Regions from separate parts of the Mus musculus genome. Here region 1 is linked to region 2. Evidence: chromatin contacts called from ENCODE Hi-C or POLR2A ChIA-PET data. All regions are on one chromosome and are shown on one strand. Each heading gives the region's core, a stretch centred on a gene start or an enhancer-like site at or near the end of the contact. The rest is flanking DNA. Distances are from core to core; before and after follow the strand shown.

What was found. Hi-C counts contacts between places; a loop is a spot of excess contacts on that map. ChIA-PET counts read pairs that join two places held with the same protein, here RNA polymerase II (POLR2A).
Region 1: a loop to region 2 is called in a map of left cerebral cortex, with 1.9 times the contacts of the local background. The contact joins the promoter of Prkag2 here to the enhancer-like site in region 2. A Hi-C loop is called at or near these places in 4 of 37 maps with a recorded cell type or tissue (heart and left cerebral cortex). POLR2A ChIA-PET finds 5 or more read pairs at or near these places in 1 of 5 experiments (Patski).

The regions. Positions count from the first base shown.
Region 1 is chr5:25,098,027-25,105,234 of GRCm38, forward strand. Prkag2 (protein kinase, AMP-activated, gamma 2 non-catalytic subunit) reads right to left here and starts at 2,616. Exons shown (of 16, transcript NM_145401.2): 1 at 1,985-2,616. The coding sequence starts at 2,098. It overlaps Gm42232 (a long non-coding RNA gene), which reads right to left and starts at 1,977. Exons shown (of 2, transcript XR_880887.2): 1 at 1,827-1,977; 2 at 1-86. 2900005J15Rik (RIKEN cDNA 2900005J15 gene) reads left to right here and starts at 2,949. Exons shown (of 1, transcript NR_027851.1): 1 at 2,949-4,981. LOC115490109 (a long non-coding RNA gene) reads left to right here and starts at 6,542. Exons shown (of 2, transcript XR_003955733.1): 1 at 6,542-6,801.
Region 2 is chr5:25,049,114-25,056,347 of GRCm38, forward strand. The region is part of intron 1 of Prkag2 (protein kinase, AMP-activated, gamma 2 non-catalytic subunit); the gene reads right to left. Among named protein-coding and RNA genes, the nearest start is that of Gm42232, 47 kb to the right of the region's middle. Within about 2 kb of position 5,323, at least 1 of the 3 ENCODE cell types and tissues checked has a DNase peak (open chromatin) inside an H3K27ac peak, as active enhancers do; it is heart, where a contact is called at or near this core.

The DNA.
Region 1 (7,208 bases), core at 1,366-3,865, 46 kb after region 2:
GCACTGAACCTTAAGTGCCCATTTTCACAGCCTCTCCTGGCACAGTAATCAATAGGTCACCATTAGTGGGTAGATGATAGGAGCCTCTGGTCACATCAGCAAACACATGCACAAGAGAGAATGAGAACACAGGCACAGGTCACATGGTGAACAGCTGGGTGACAGTGGAGTGAAAACTGCTTTTAGTAAAGGCCGGGCCACACCAAAAACATGTCTGAGTGCCCCAGCTTGGACGCTGGTTTTCAGCATGCAGAGTGGCCTGTCAGTCCCTTAGCTGCTGCTGGACTTTGCCCTATACAGCCTTACACATTACCACTCGAAGGCAAGCACACACGAGTGGGGGCGGCTGCTCCATTTGGACTCCATTCACGGCAGCTTATTCCGAGGGCACTATTTTCTCTCCCCTGCCATCCCATCTTTTCTCCTCACCCAGCTGCCATTTGTTTGTTTGTTTGTTTATATTGAGACCTATTTGTTATCTAGCCCAGACTAGATCTCTTCCTTGCACTCTGACACCCATGTGATAACCATGAGAGCACAGCGTTTTACACTGTAAGGAGCTTTTCCGTTTACTACTTTATTTCAACCTCTCCAAAAGGTGGACAAATTGGCACCATTTTTTGAGACAAACAGGACAAGCTCAGTGGTTAAAGGGCAGCTCAAAAGGTCACCGTGAAACGGATCTTAGCAGCAATGTCTAACTTTCTATTTCAATAGTTTTAAAATGTCTTACATAGGCAATGTAATAAGTATTTTCTCAAATAAAATTCATATCCCTATATGTTTAGGTCACCGTGGGACTCATGAATTGTCCAGATGCCCAACTTTAAATTGCTCCCCAAAGTACCCCCATTAGCTGTGTGTGGGGCTCCAAGCCCCAAGACTCCACTCAGTACCACATTCCTGGACTGGAATTAAATGAAGATAGGGGCCCTGAATCTAAAAGGAAAGGCTTGGGACAAGCAATGGGAAAAGCCTAGTACTCATTCTTCAGGGTAGTGCTGGCAAGCGGTGCTGCCCATGCTGTGCAGGGTTCAGTGTAGATGCCACCAGGTATCACTGGCAGGTGGGGCTCATGGAGCTGTCCCACACTGCTTAGCATGTTCATTTGTAAAAACCATTGCTTGCTTGGTCGCTGCCAGGATGTAGCCAAGTGGGGTTTCCCTTTGGGTAAAGCTAAAGGCTGGGGTACACCTCCTGAGAATTGATCCCCCTCTACAGAGAGGAGAACAAGTGCCCTTGGGCTACCAGCTAGGGCAAACCAGACTGATGCTCAGCACTGAGCAAGCTATTCTGCATGCTGCTCCCTCCGGCTGTTTAAGTCAATGTCACCAGAGTCCAACCAAGGTGGCAGGGTATTCTGGGCTGAAGTTAGCAATAGCCCTGTATAGTAAGCCGAGAAAACCTCAAGCCCCCAAATTCCACGAGGCACAAAATATTCCTGGAGTCAAACCACGGGAATCACTGCAAAGGGCTCCAGCCGCGACTCACATGCATCCTGAAATTGGTGTGGAGGGAGAGCTATTTGGGGGTGCTGCCTCACCGTGGCACCCCGCGATATTCCCACCCACCACTCCTTTCCTCAGTCCCCGGTGGCGGCGGCGGCTCCTCAACTCACGCTTCCCCGCACTTCACAAGAGGTCCTTTTCAACAAAACAACACAACTCACCACCCCCCTCCCCAGCACCCGCACCGGCCCGATCCAGGGCTACGCCCAGTCCGCCACCAGGCTTTGCGCACCCGGGAGCGCGCTTCTCGTACTCGCTTCCCAGCAGACACCCTTGCCTCTGTCCTAGACAATCCCATAGCTCCACTATAGTACGGACCAAGATCCAATCTCGGGCTCTGCGGCCCAGCTTGGGCCCTGCCCCTCCCCCTCCCCAGCCTCCCGAAGGGACAGGAGGGACAGGACGGCGCGCGCAGAGTGTCCCTTGTTAACCGCCTAGGCGCCGCGGGAGTCTGGAGCTCCAGGGATGGGACTCACCGGAATGTGCACTCGCAGTGACCGCCTCTTCAGGCTAGGGTTCTTTTTGCCACTGCTCCCGCCCGGGCTGGAAACCTCTTTCTTCTTCTTGGTGTCCATGGCTGCGCTTCCCATAACTTTAGCTAGAAGTTAATTCCGGTGCCTCGTCCCCGGGGTTCGGTCCCCTCGCTGCCTCCCAGGACTGCTGCCGTTACACTGGAGCCACGCGCTTTTTATGACTGTCCTCCCACCCTGAAAACACCTCGTGGGGACTTCCGCGGGGAGGGCGGGTGGCGCAGGTAACACGCGGGGCTCCACCCGAGGGGCTGGCAGTCCGCGGAATGCCGGGTTGGAGCGTCCTCTTTCTCCTACGGAATCATTGGGTGCAGAGTCTCGGCCCGTGCTACTTTTGGTTACGCGTGGCAGAAGTCTTGTGCTGGGTGATAAAGTTTTCCTCCTTCTGCAAAGCGAAGCAACATTTTCCACCTCTCGGCTCCTCCCACAAATTCCCAGAGGTAGTCGGCCAGGCAGGTGCAATTAACAACAGCAATTTGGAAAACAGCCTTCTCGTGTCTGTGCCTCGATGGAAACGGTGGCCAGAGACACTTGGTAGAGAAATGCATAACCCTGGGCCGCACAATAAAGCGACAGGGAGCCTGGGACCCGGAGGGCCTCCTCTTTGGGCGAGAGGGAGGGCAGAGGGGGAAGAGGAGGTGCAAAGGCGAAGACTCGTCGCAATTGGGCTGGCGCGTGGCCGCAGGAATAAACTGTGGCGGCGGCTGGCTGGGTTCTGCGGGCCGAAGGGCGCGCCCCAGCCCCTAGGGGAGAATAGGGCAGGGCGCCCGCCCCGGGCGGCCTCTGAGCCGCGGCCCCCGGGACCCGGGGAACTGTGGGGGCCGGGTCTGGCACCAACGTAGGCTCTGGGAGCGCTGGGCGGTGGCAGGCGGCGCGCGCGTTGAACAGGAAGTGCGCGGCGTGCGGCGCCACTGTCCCACTCCACGCGGCCCACGCTGCCCCCGGGTGGTCGCCGTGCACTCTCTGTCTCAAGGTAGGCCAGCTCCGGACTCGCCAGGAGCTGATTCTGATCCATCTGGTTTTGCTGTGTCTCTGTTTAGGTCCAGCCCCCGGAAACACACACCCGCAGCCCGACCACGCCACGATTGAAGCCCCGGGTCAAAGTGGTTCGGGTGACCGCACTCGCTTCTCGCAACGCCGCCCCCCTGCGGCGTAGGGAACCCCATCCTGTCCAGAGCGGCCTGTGGCGTGGTGAGTGCAGGCTTTTCTCCACAACTTGGTTCTTTTCAGATTCATCAAAGATTGCGCAACAAACCTTGATCTTTGGCAAAGGCGCTCTGGTCTCAGTAAATGCTGAAGTCCTAAAACCACGAGAGGAAATGGGTGCGTCGGAGCCTGAAACCAGGGCGAACACGCCACGTGCTCCCGGATCTTCAGAGCCACTGGCTGCAGATCTGGTACTGCGGGCTGCTCAGGGCCCTGGTGTTCCTCCCAGGCAGCAGGACCTTGGCTTCTGGTCTGAGTGAGGGGCGTGCTTCCTCTCCTGCTCAGAATTGAATACCGGCTGACCCCAGTGATCACTCCAGCTCTTTGAAGCTAACATCAGCCCACCTGCTCCCTGTAAACAGTAATACACGGACAGTACCTATAGCATAAACGTGATAGGGGTTCCTTTGACGAAGACATGACACGGGTAAGGAGATGGCCTTTACTCCTCTTCCTGCTCTCCCACCGTAGAGGATGTGGTTACCACTTTAAGACCATGATTTAGTAAAGGACCTGTCTGTCCCATGAGAAACCCATTGCTGGGTCCAGCAATCCCCTGGATTTCCACGGTACCAGCCAAGTTCCTGCAAATTAGGTAAAACCCTACAGCTGGGGGGAAGGGGGCGATCCTTGGTTCATCAGGTAAGTTTGTATACATCCTGCTACCACACTTTCAAAACAAGAATGAAGTACACCTCCTCCCCAGAGCCCCCAACCAGTATCCCTAAGCAGCTTCTGGAGAGTCCTCTGAAGGTTCTAACCCGGTGTCGGTGTCGTCACCCTCCTCCCCAGCCTGGCTCCTCACTAAAGGACTCCCAGGACCCCAAAAGACATCATTCTACTGAGGGTTCAGACTGCTTCTTAGAAGCAGAAGTGAGAGGTTTGGAGGGACGCAATACCAACGTCCAAGGAGGCTACCCTCAGCCACTAAAAAAAGAAAAGAAAAAATCACTCCAGGTTTGTCAAGTGTTCTCTCTCTGTAGGTTGGAATGTTCATCTCTTCATGATGGTGTGCCAGGATGCATAAATGGTACCATGTGATGAGAAAGAAGTGGCTTTGAAAGAAGCAGCCATCAGAAGAGACCAAGAAGACAGAGGAAAGGACTCTGAGGGGAACGTACATGCTCCTTCTATCACCACCTTTCCCTTGGGGTGTGCGTGTGTGTGTGTGTGTGTGTGTGTGTATGTGTGTGTAGCTTGTGTGTGTGTGCACTTGCCTGTGGTAGCTTGTGTGTGTGTGTGCACTTGCCTGTGGTAGCTTGTGTGTGTGTGTATACTTGCTTGTGGTAGCTTTGTGTGTGTGTGTGTATGTGTGTATACTTGCCTGTGGTAGCTTGTGTGTGTGTGTGTGTGTGCACTTGCCTGTGGTAGCTTGTGTGTGTGTGTGTGTGTATGTGTGTGTGTGTGTGTGTGCACTTGCCTGTGGTAGCTTGTGTGTGTGTGTGTGTGTGTGTGCACTTGCCTGTGGTAGCTTGTGTGTGTGTGTGTGTGTGTGCACTTGCCTGTGGTAGTTTGTAAATATCAGAGGCTGAGAGGCTGATTTCAGGATATCCTCTTTAATCCTCTCTCAAACCTTTTTGTTGTTATTTTGTTTGTTTGTTTGTTTGTTTGTTTGTGGGTAGTTTGTTTTGTTTTTTCAAGACGGTGATTTTCTGTGTAGCCCTGGCTGTTCTGGACACTCAAAGACCTGCCTGTCTCTGCCTCCCAAGGGCTGGGATTAAAGGATTTAAATCTCTTGATTTTATCTTTTGGAGTACAGACTTTGGGGCCTTGGAATCCTAAATCTAAATGTTGGGCCTTGCGATGGCTATAAAAGCGCTTGCAAGCCAGCCTGACTAACCTGAGTTAAATCCCCAGAACCCATGTGAACGGCTGATGTGCAGCTGCAATCCCAGCACCCCCATCGGCCAGTACACAGTGCACCAGCAGTAATGAGAGAGACCCCGCTTCAAAAAAGCAAGGTGAAAAGAGAGGACCGATTCCTGAAACGTTGTCTTCTGACCGCCACATGAGGGCCGTGGCACATGCCTACCTGTATACACAGACAAACAAGACAGACAGACAGGCACACTCACATGCACACACACACACTCACACACACGCACACACACACACGCACATACCTTTTAAGAGTACTTACTTGCTCTTGTAGAAGACTCAGGTTCAGTTCTCAGCACTACATCCCAGTCGAGAAGCAAAATGCCAAGAGTGTAAGAGTTAAGATAAAGCTGATCTGATGGTACATGTCTGGCCTTCAGCTACTGAGGAACTGAGTTAAGTTCACTAGTTCAAGACCAACCTAGGAAACTGAGGAGAGGTAGGGAGGGAGGGGAAGAGAGGAGAAGAGAGAAGAGGAGAGAGGAGGGGAGAGATTTTTTTTTCTGGAGTTTAGGAAAGGATCGTTGATAGTCTAATTTCACTTCATCTAGCTTCTCTCCACTCTGCATTACTTTTTCCTATTGCCTATGAATAGCTTCTTAAAATGACAGTGACCTTTTAAAGTTTACATTATGGGTCACTTTGTGGCACGGAGAACATAGAAGCCCTCATGGATTCGAAATTCACATCTGCCTTGTGCCCTGGATGAGTATAAATTAGAGGCATCTTAGTGATCTATAGATGATTGTGTTTGGTGACATTCCATACTTGCTGCCACTAGAAACCATGTTGGAAACTCGACGGTTAATAAGTGATGCCTCCCTGCCATGTGTGCGTCTCTGTGTGTCTCTGTGTATGCGTGCTAGGATTGTAAGCCTGTGCCAGCACACCACCTACACCATCCCCCAATCTTAGGAACCAGCATTTAGATCATGGTGGACATGCCCTGCACTGTGGTAGACTTCATGTTAGTGATCTAATGTCTGTCAAAGTCTTCTGAAAGAACTGTTTGAAACACTTTGCAGACCACAGTGGCCAAAGCCTGGCTGCTGGCTCCTGTCTTGTGCTCATTTGACATCTGTTGGTTATCATTGCTGTGTCCTTTGGGACAACAGAAAAAGAAGGTGCCCTCTTTTAAAACCTTTATACATACACACACAAAACAAAAACCACCTTTACACCAGATTACAAAACTCTAGGAAATGTCTCTAGGGTGACCTTGAGCAAACTGCTTAACATCTCAGCTGCCATGTTCTCCTGGCTTGTGACACAGTTGGTGAGGACACTTGCCTGTGTGTTTAGAACACAGTGATTTGACTCTGTGCAAAAGGCAGCCCTTGGAGACTGAAGTAACTCAGGGCTTCTGCGAACGCTGTGGCAAATTACTGCTCACCCTACCAAGGTGTCACTATCTAATGTCAACCAAGAGGGAGGTGTCCTCTATTCACTGTAAGCACAGGAGTAATCTCACAAGGGAGGAGGTGAGCCTCCATGGATGTGAAGGAAGGGCCCAGGAGTAGAAACTCTGCCTAGGAGTGGCCTATGCGCCTTTGAGCCTGCTTTATTTTCCAGGGAACCTGTGCCAGCCACCTCCACTCTGCACACCAGACTTCCCTTCATCATAAAGTCAGTTAGCCCCGGAGGATCCCAACAGTGAAATCCAGAAGACTCGAATTAAGGTAAAGGTGAATTCTGTAGCCATGTCCCATCTTCTCTTCAGCGAACAGCCAGGATGCTGACAGCTCAGTGTCTAAGTCCACACTCAGCACTTCTCCGGGACAGAGTCAGCAAGCAGGGCTCATGTGGCCTGAAATGTGTCTGTCTGCTAAATGGAAACAGAGATTATCCTAGCAATTATACCCCAACAAAGGACATCTGTCATGTTGCCAACGCTAGCTGGGAATAAAGACCCAATTCCCCAGGAGCTCCCAGCAGGATTTCTGCTCAGGAGATGAGATGATTTGTTTTAGGCTTGTTTGTTTGTTTATCTTTTCTTTCTTTGTGGGGGTGCATGTCACAGCAGGAGTGTAAAGGTCAGAGGATAACTTTATAGAGTCTGTTCCCTCCTTCCACCTTTGCATGGGTT
Region 2 (7,234 bases), core at 4,073-6,572:
TCCTGAAGAGCCCTTGCACAATATGGGATGGAATACAACCTGAGGCCCTGCTAGGCGGCTGGGCTAACGGTGGGGACTGACTGGGGCAGCGGAATGTGGAATGCGAGCTTCCTGGTAGGAGACACGAGGCTGCTGATGAATCTAAACAAGGAAATCGCTAGGGTTTTGTTTTTTGTCTCTTCTGCCAACAAATCCATTCCACACTGAAGGGGCTTGTTATATAAAGAAGAGAGAGGAAAATGCTGGGGTGTGCAGCCAAAGTCACCAGACAAGATCAGCTGCGGCTCCGATAGGGAGTCAGGTACAAAAAAACAGGGGCTTGTTTATGGCTTTTATTTCCAAGGGATGTGCCTGCTTCTCACATCCCAAGTCATCTCCTGGGACGGAGTTCGGATCCTTCTGGAAGGAGGACCCGGTCTACACTATGTTCTCATTACCCCTTCCTCATGTGCCGGACCCAATCTCCGTGGAACTAAGAAATCTCTGAGTGAATCTTTAGCGGCTAATCTGCACTCCAAGGAGGAGGGCCTGGCATCCTTAATTCTAACTGAAGTCACCCCAGGACTCCATCAGGGTACTGCATGTGGTGGCCCTAGGGCCAGGGGACTCTTTATGGATTGTGCCCTGCAGAGCCAGGAAGAAAGCAATTCCAATGTCTCAGAAAGTTCCTGAAACAGCAAACATACAAGACCTTCCTTCCTTTCCAGGACTCTAGCTTCCTGATGATCACCTGGGCTGGGCCAGGCCTAGGGATGCAGGCTGTCTTCGAGTCATTTCTGCTCCTCTAAGTGACCCCTCACCCATACGCCTGTAAAGAGCACCAAGCAACTGCTTGTTCACAATGGTGGACATCGGTGGGATCCTTACTTTGGTCTGCTGTCAGCTCCCTGTCTGGGATGAAGAAACATTTGTTCATGTCTTCCTGAGAAGAGTGTCGTACGACAGCTCCAAATGTTCACATATTGGAAATATGATCCCAAATTCATAAGAATGCTAGTTAGAGGTGAGCTCTTTTGGAGGCAATTAGGATTATATGACCTCAGGGGAGGGGTCCTACAGTGGATGACATAGTGGTTTTTTTAAGAGGAAGAGAGATATCAGTCAGCACACTGGCCCTGCCTCATCATGAGACACTCTTCTAGTTAGTGATACAGCAAGGAGACCATCTCCAGATGCTGACACCACGTCCCCCTGACTATGAGTGAAGTAAACCTTCATTCTCTATAAATTACCTAGCCTTGGGCATTTGTTATAGCCATGGACACAAAAAGAGACCATATGTTCATGTCCTTTTGCCCTTTATAACTACAATGTCCTGGAGACACCTCTCTCCAACTGTATAACATGAGTGTCCGAGGACCTTGTACCTATAGTGATTCAACCTTACCTTAATAAATAAGGTGGAAGGGCGAGGGGGGATGGTTCCTGACATGAGCCTGTACACACATCCCCAACCAGACACACACAGGTGTGTCCACACAGGTGCAAACACACACACACACACACACACAGACTTGCCACATGCATATACATACATTAAGATGGAAAAAAAACATAAAAGAAGGAAGATCACCGATCCTTGTAGCATCCTGTGGGTCTGGACCTGGACCTCTCTCTGCACTTGCACTGGGAGAACCCAGCCACTGTGTGGCTTGTCTGACCACCAAGCTACGACATTATGGAGAAGCTCATGCCAGCAACATGGACAAGGCTGCACAGAGAGGAAGCTGGGCAGCCAACTGAGCATCAGATGTGAGAGGGGAGGCCTTGAAACCATCCCGGCCTTAGCCACTGTCTGACAGAAAACGCAAGTGAGTCCCAGTGAGAGCAGCTCTGCTGAGCCAGGCTGCCCATCCCTGAGAGGCAGTTCCCAGCCATGAGTGTGAGGGCGGGGTGCTGGGCAGCACCTGACCCGTGAGTGCGGTACCCTGTCAAAGTTACTTCAGCTTCTGTTTTCTAGTTCAAAAATGCAGAATCATGGGCACTCCTGTCACTCATGGAAAGATGAGCTAACACGGAAGATCACTGTGCTGCGTGGGAATCACTTGAAAAACGCCAGTCATTACTTTAAAATACTTGGCTGGTTTTAGGGGCAAGAAGCTATTATTATGGGGCCCAGTGGGTAAGAGATAGACTCTTTTTTTTTCTCAGAGCTTTGATTAGAGGAAAGAGGGAGGACTCAACCTATCAGAAACACACAGTAAAGAGAACAGTGTGGGCGGAATGAGGGGGGCACAATGAACCCCTGCTGACCACATTAGGGACATATAAAACTTCCCAGTTAGCTGAGAAACATTTTGGTGTGCTCTGTAGTGAGCTCCACAATTGTTCAAAAAAGAAATGGTGGAAGAAGGCAGGCAGGCAAGGGAAGGGAGGGAGGGAGGAAACAGGGAAGGAAGGAAAGCAAGAAAGAAGGAAGGGTGGTATGGGAGAGGGAGGCAGAGGGGCAGGCAGGCGGGCGGGCGGGCGGGCAGGCAATGGTATGGTCTGACTTAGTGTGGGAGAGAGCCAGTGGCTCGGGCTCTGGCAGTCCTCTCTGAAGGGGTGGAGAGGAAGCATTTTTCTGTGAGTGCTTAAAGAGGCCAAGAGCAGTTAGTCTCTGAACTCAGTTGGCCTCTTAGCAATCCTGGCCACACTGACTGTCTAAGGTCGAACCGGAGAGCCGACATCAGGAACATGAAATTATTAATTAGCAAACGCTTCCTATGCAATCTCTCAAAACTGAGGATGATGAAGGAACAGGAGCCCTGAGGTGATCTAAAAAGACATTTCAACAACCGGCTGTGCTGGTCAAACCTGTAATCTGAACACTCAACACTCAGAGACAGAGGCAGGAGGATTGCTCACAAGTTCAGGGCCAGCCTGGTCTACATAATCAGTTCCTGGCCAGTCAGGGATAGATAGTGAGACCCTGTCTTACAACAACAACAACAACTACAAAAGCACACTGCAGTCCTGTAGAGAGGCACACACTGTAAGCCCAGCGCCCGGGAGGTGGAGGCCGGAAGATCAGGAATGAAACACCATCTTTAGAAAGAGTATTGCAGCTGCCGGCACGCTTGCTCATTGGCACATCCATTTGAGGATCTGTGCTGGGTCTGGAATGTAGGGGTATACAGGACAGAGAAACATAGACAGGAGTCTCATGTAACAATTTGGAGATGGTGACAGGGACACTATGGATGGTGACGATGGAACACTAAGACCTGTTTGGGGTGAAGGGAGTGTCTGCGTCATGATGTGGCTGTTACATACTTAGGTACATTTATTGCAACCCAGCCAACTGTGCTTGTACCTGATGAGCCACACTGCATGTGAATAACACCCAATCAAAGTGGACCTACAACGGACCAGCCATCTGCAGAATGTGGGAAACGTCCACACTGCATCCTGGGATGTGGAGCCAACTTTTCCAGACCACGGGGGTGGGGGTGGGGGGTGGAATCTTTAGGAAGCAGCTGGGCTTCAGGTGACGACTCTAGTCCATCACCTTATAGTATCCTCAGTTCATCTTGCCTCCCTTGCCAGAGCCCCATGGGCCTGTCAGACCTTCCTCTCCTCTATGGTGAAGGAAATGGCCACATTACACATTCCAGAGCCTGGTGAATTGTCTGGAAGAAGTTCTCCCAGGAGGTGTGTGCCCGACATCGTGAGATGTCCCAAGTTGGAACTGAGCTGATGCTGCCGGTAGCCAGACCCCCTTATTTAGGTCCAGGCAGTATTTCAAGATGTCTCAGACTCACTAAGCCCAACCCGTCCCTGAGTTGGTAGCATCCAGTCTCACTGAGACATGAGAAGAGATGAATTTGCATGGTGTAGAGATTACCAGAGAAGGACGGCACCTGCAGGAGGCCACTGTGATGTTCGGTGTGCTCAGTTTTACAGAATGGAGAGTCTCCTGGGAGGTGGGCCTGTGGGCATGTCTGTGGGAGAGTATGCTGAGGTGGGTCCTGGATGGCATAGGCAGAGAGGAGCTGAGCAGTGGCAGGCAGCAGTGGCAGGCAGCAGTGGCCATTTCCCTCTAGGCTGGTAAGGCACACAGGGCTTCTGATACCCCAGAAGACAGTGGCTACTTAAAAGCATGAGGATTGTGGGTCCTGGATGGGTGTATTGTGTTTAATCCTTCTGAACTTAGGAACTGCTCATCCAGACTTTGTCCAAGTGGCCATTACCGAGACCTCATTACTGAAGTGCCGCAGACTGGTGTGTGATGCTTGGCTCTGCTGTACCGTTGTGTACGTGTGAAGGTGTGGGACTGTATGTTGTGACAGCGCTCAGACAAGACATGGCTGGCAGCTCCAGGACTCTGGATTGAAAGCACAAGATGGAAGCGTTTGGGATTATTTGAAACGCACCACAGAGTTTTGTTTTGGGTCCGATTGCCTGCTGACGTGCTTATCTCTCGGCACAAGCACAACTGAATAATGCGGCACAGCTTTGTGTGAGGCCGCTGGACCCAGTGACTGCCCAGAGCCCGGGCAGGAGGACCCCGGGATGTGAGTAGGAGGGAACGAGAGGCTAGTCCTTAGAACACACAAGGCTCGTCTGATGGCCTGGGGGAACCCAGGACATCTGTTTTATGGGAAGCCTGTGACACAGAAGGCAGGCTGTGGTGGGACTTACATTTGAGCTCTGGTCCACCAGTGAAGAGCTGTTGGTTTAAGGCAAAGGAAGAGAAAGCGGTTCTCATAAAGCAAGGGGGAGCTTTGGAAAGGGAGACAGGAGGTGAAGAGGAAAATAGAAGCTTCAGACTCCTCCACAAGCCTTTCTTCAGAGGTGGCCTGCATAAACAGTGTCCCTATGGCAATGTGGCCCCATGCCCTGGTTCCAGGCGGCATGGGAAGCCTGCTGAGCAGCAGCTGGTGAGGCCAGCAAGGCATCTGGGTGGACCTGAAGGAGCACCTGGGAATATCCCAAGCGACCTGAGTACAACAGAGTGCCTGGGTAGGTCAAGGCTCTCCCCTTCAGGAGCCCTCTGTCCCTTCAGGCTCATCTTCCTCCCAGTTCTCCCTGACTCTGGGCATATTCCAAGGTTCTGGATCTGAGCTGATAAGTGTAGCATGACTCAGAGAGAGTGGGTGGTGACAGATGCCCACAGCCAGCTCTGAGCCAGGCCTGGCCAGTTTTTGGAGATGAGACCTGACATTTAAGGACAAATTCCACCAGCCCTCAAGGACTCTGTTCCAACCGAATGGCTCTGACCAACAGCAGCCCCTTCCCACATGCTCTGCTAATGGTGCAGTCAGTGGTGGGTGGGGTCATAGAGAGCTGCTTCCTCCAGCTGTGTGACAGGCATCCGTCAGTTCTCATCCCCATGTCTGTGTCTGTGCAGGCCAGCTGTGGCCACTGGCCTGATGCCACCTTCTAAGCATAGGCATCCCTCTGCCTAGCTGGGCAGAAACGGCTTTGGGGACCAGGAACTTGGGGAAAGGCAACAAAGGAGTACAATTCACTTGCAGAGGCAGAAGCAGAAGCCGCCCTCCGCCCTTTACTGGGGAAAATATTTCTAAGCACTTTCCTGGCTTTGACAAAGAGCGGGAGGAAGGGTCTATGGGTTGTGCTTTCTAGAAAGTACCAGAGCTTCCACCTCAGAGCCAAGCAGGGAAGAATTTTCCCTGCCTGAAAGAGGAGCAGAGCCCCACACTGCTTTTGGGGGCCCTAGTCAGTCCCTGTGACGATAACATTTTGGTCAGTTTCCTTGATACCTTTTCCTGAGCACAAGTCATTTCACTCCAGAAGACCACCTAGGCATCTCCAGGAAACTCGAGGAAACAGCTTGGCGGGTTTGCCTCTCTGTTTCATGTCCAGCCTACAAACATGATTCCACATATGACCTGGCCAACACAGCTTGCAAATCACAGAGACTGCCTATAGTCAGGTCAGCTGTTTGCCTGCTGGAAAAGCGAGGGGTCGGTGCTTTCCTGAGGGCTGGGGCTTCATACCTCCTTAGCTCTTCTCAGATCCTGATTCTGAGACTGCTTCTCTCCCAGCAAAAGCAGTGAAAGGAAATTTTAGGAACCCTCAATTTTCAGGAGTCCTCGACCAGCAAGAGAAAGGAAAGCCAGGCCTGGTGGATCAGGCTCGGGACCCCAGCTACGCAGGAAGCTGAGGCAAGAGGATCATAAATTTAAAGCCAGCCTGCCTTAGGTTCAATCCCAATGAAAGGGAGGAGCGGGAAGGGTTGGGGGAGGGGGAGAAGAAAGGGGAGAGCTTGGATAAGAAGGAGTAGGAACCCCTGGGTCCCTGGCTCTCTGTTGTCCTAGGCACCCAACCTGGGCTGCTGGAATCCCACCCCTGCAGGTGTCTGGTAAACAGCACTGCAGACTGTGGACAGTCCTGTTCCCACCGCCTTTATCCTATTGGCTGGAATCTGCTCAGCAGGCCCGCACTCACTGGTGACTAGCCAGCTGAAGCCATGATTGTGGCAGATGGCAGCCTCCAGTAAAAGCAGTCAGACGGTAAATGCCACCACACACCTCTCTGGCAAAGCACAATCAAAACAAAAACCTGAGACTGGCTTTGTTTTCCTCCAGTTTCCTCCCTGTGTTCCCTGGGATACGGCTTGGAGAAGTACAAAAGAAGATGGAGAAGCGAATCCACGATTCTAGAAAGATCACGACACAACCATGACCTTCAGGGGAAAGTAGAACTGCAGTAGGATAAGAGGGGTCAAAGGGAGAAAATCACTTTCATTTGGCATCGTATGAGGGGCAGAACAGAAGGAGGGGACTGGGACTTGGCTATCAGCAAGGACAGCGAGGTGTCATGGCTGAGGCTACAGCAGCTAGAGAAGTACAGGACCCCAACGCTCATTCCCCTGGCTGTCTGCTGGGGAACAGGAGTGGTAAAACCCACGGGCGCTAATGGCTTAATTCTATGTTTATTTGCTGGCTGGCTTGTGGCAGAGTCTTACTACGTGGCACAGACTGGTGTGTAGCTGCACATGGCCTAGACTAGATGCCTCTTTACGGTTAGGATTACAGCATCTGTGTTAATATGCCCAACTCCAATGGCTACTTCATCTCCCCCTCCTCTTTAAAAACATTTTCTTTAGCGTATACATGTATGAGCCTAAGTGTTCCACATGCACCACATGTGTGCAGGTGCCCGCAGAGGCCAGAGGGTGTCAGGTCCCTGGAGCTGGAATTGCAGGTGGTTGTGAACCACCAGATGTGGGTGTTGGGAACTGAGCACAACGCTCCTAATTATGCAGCCATCTCTCAGCCTGTGCCTC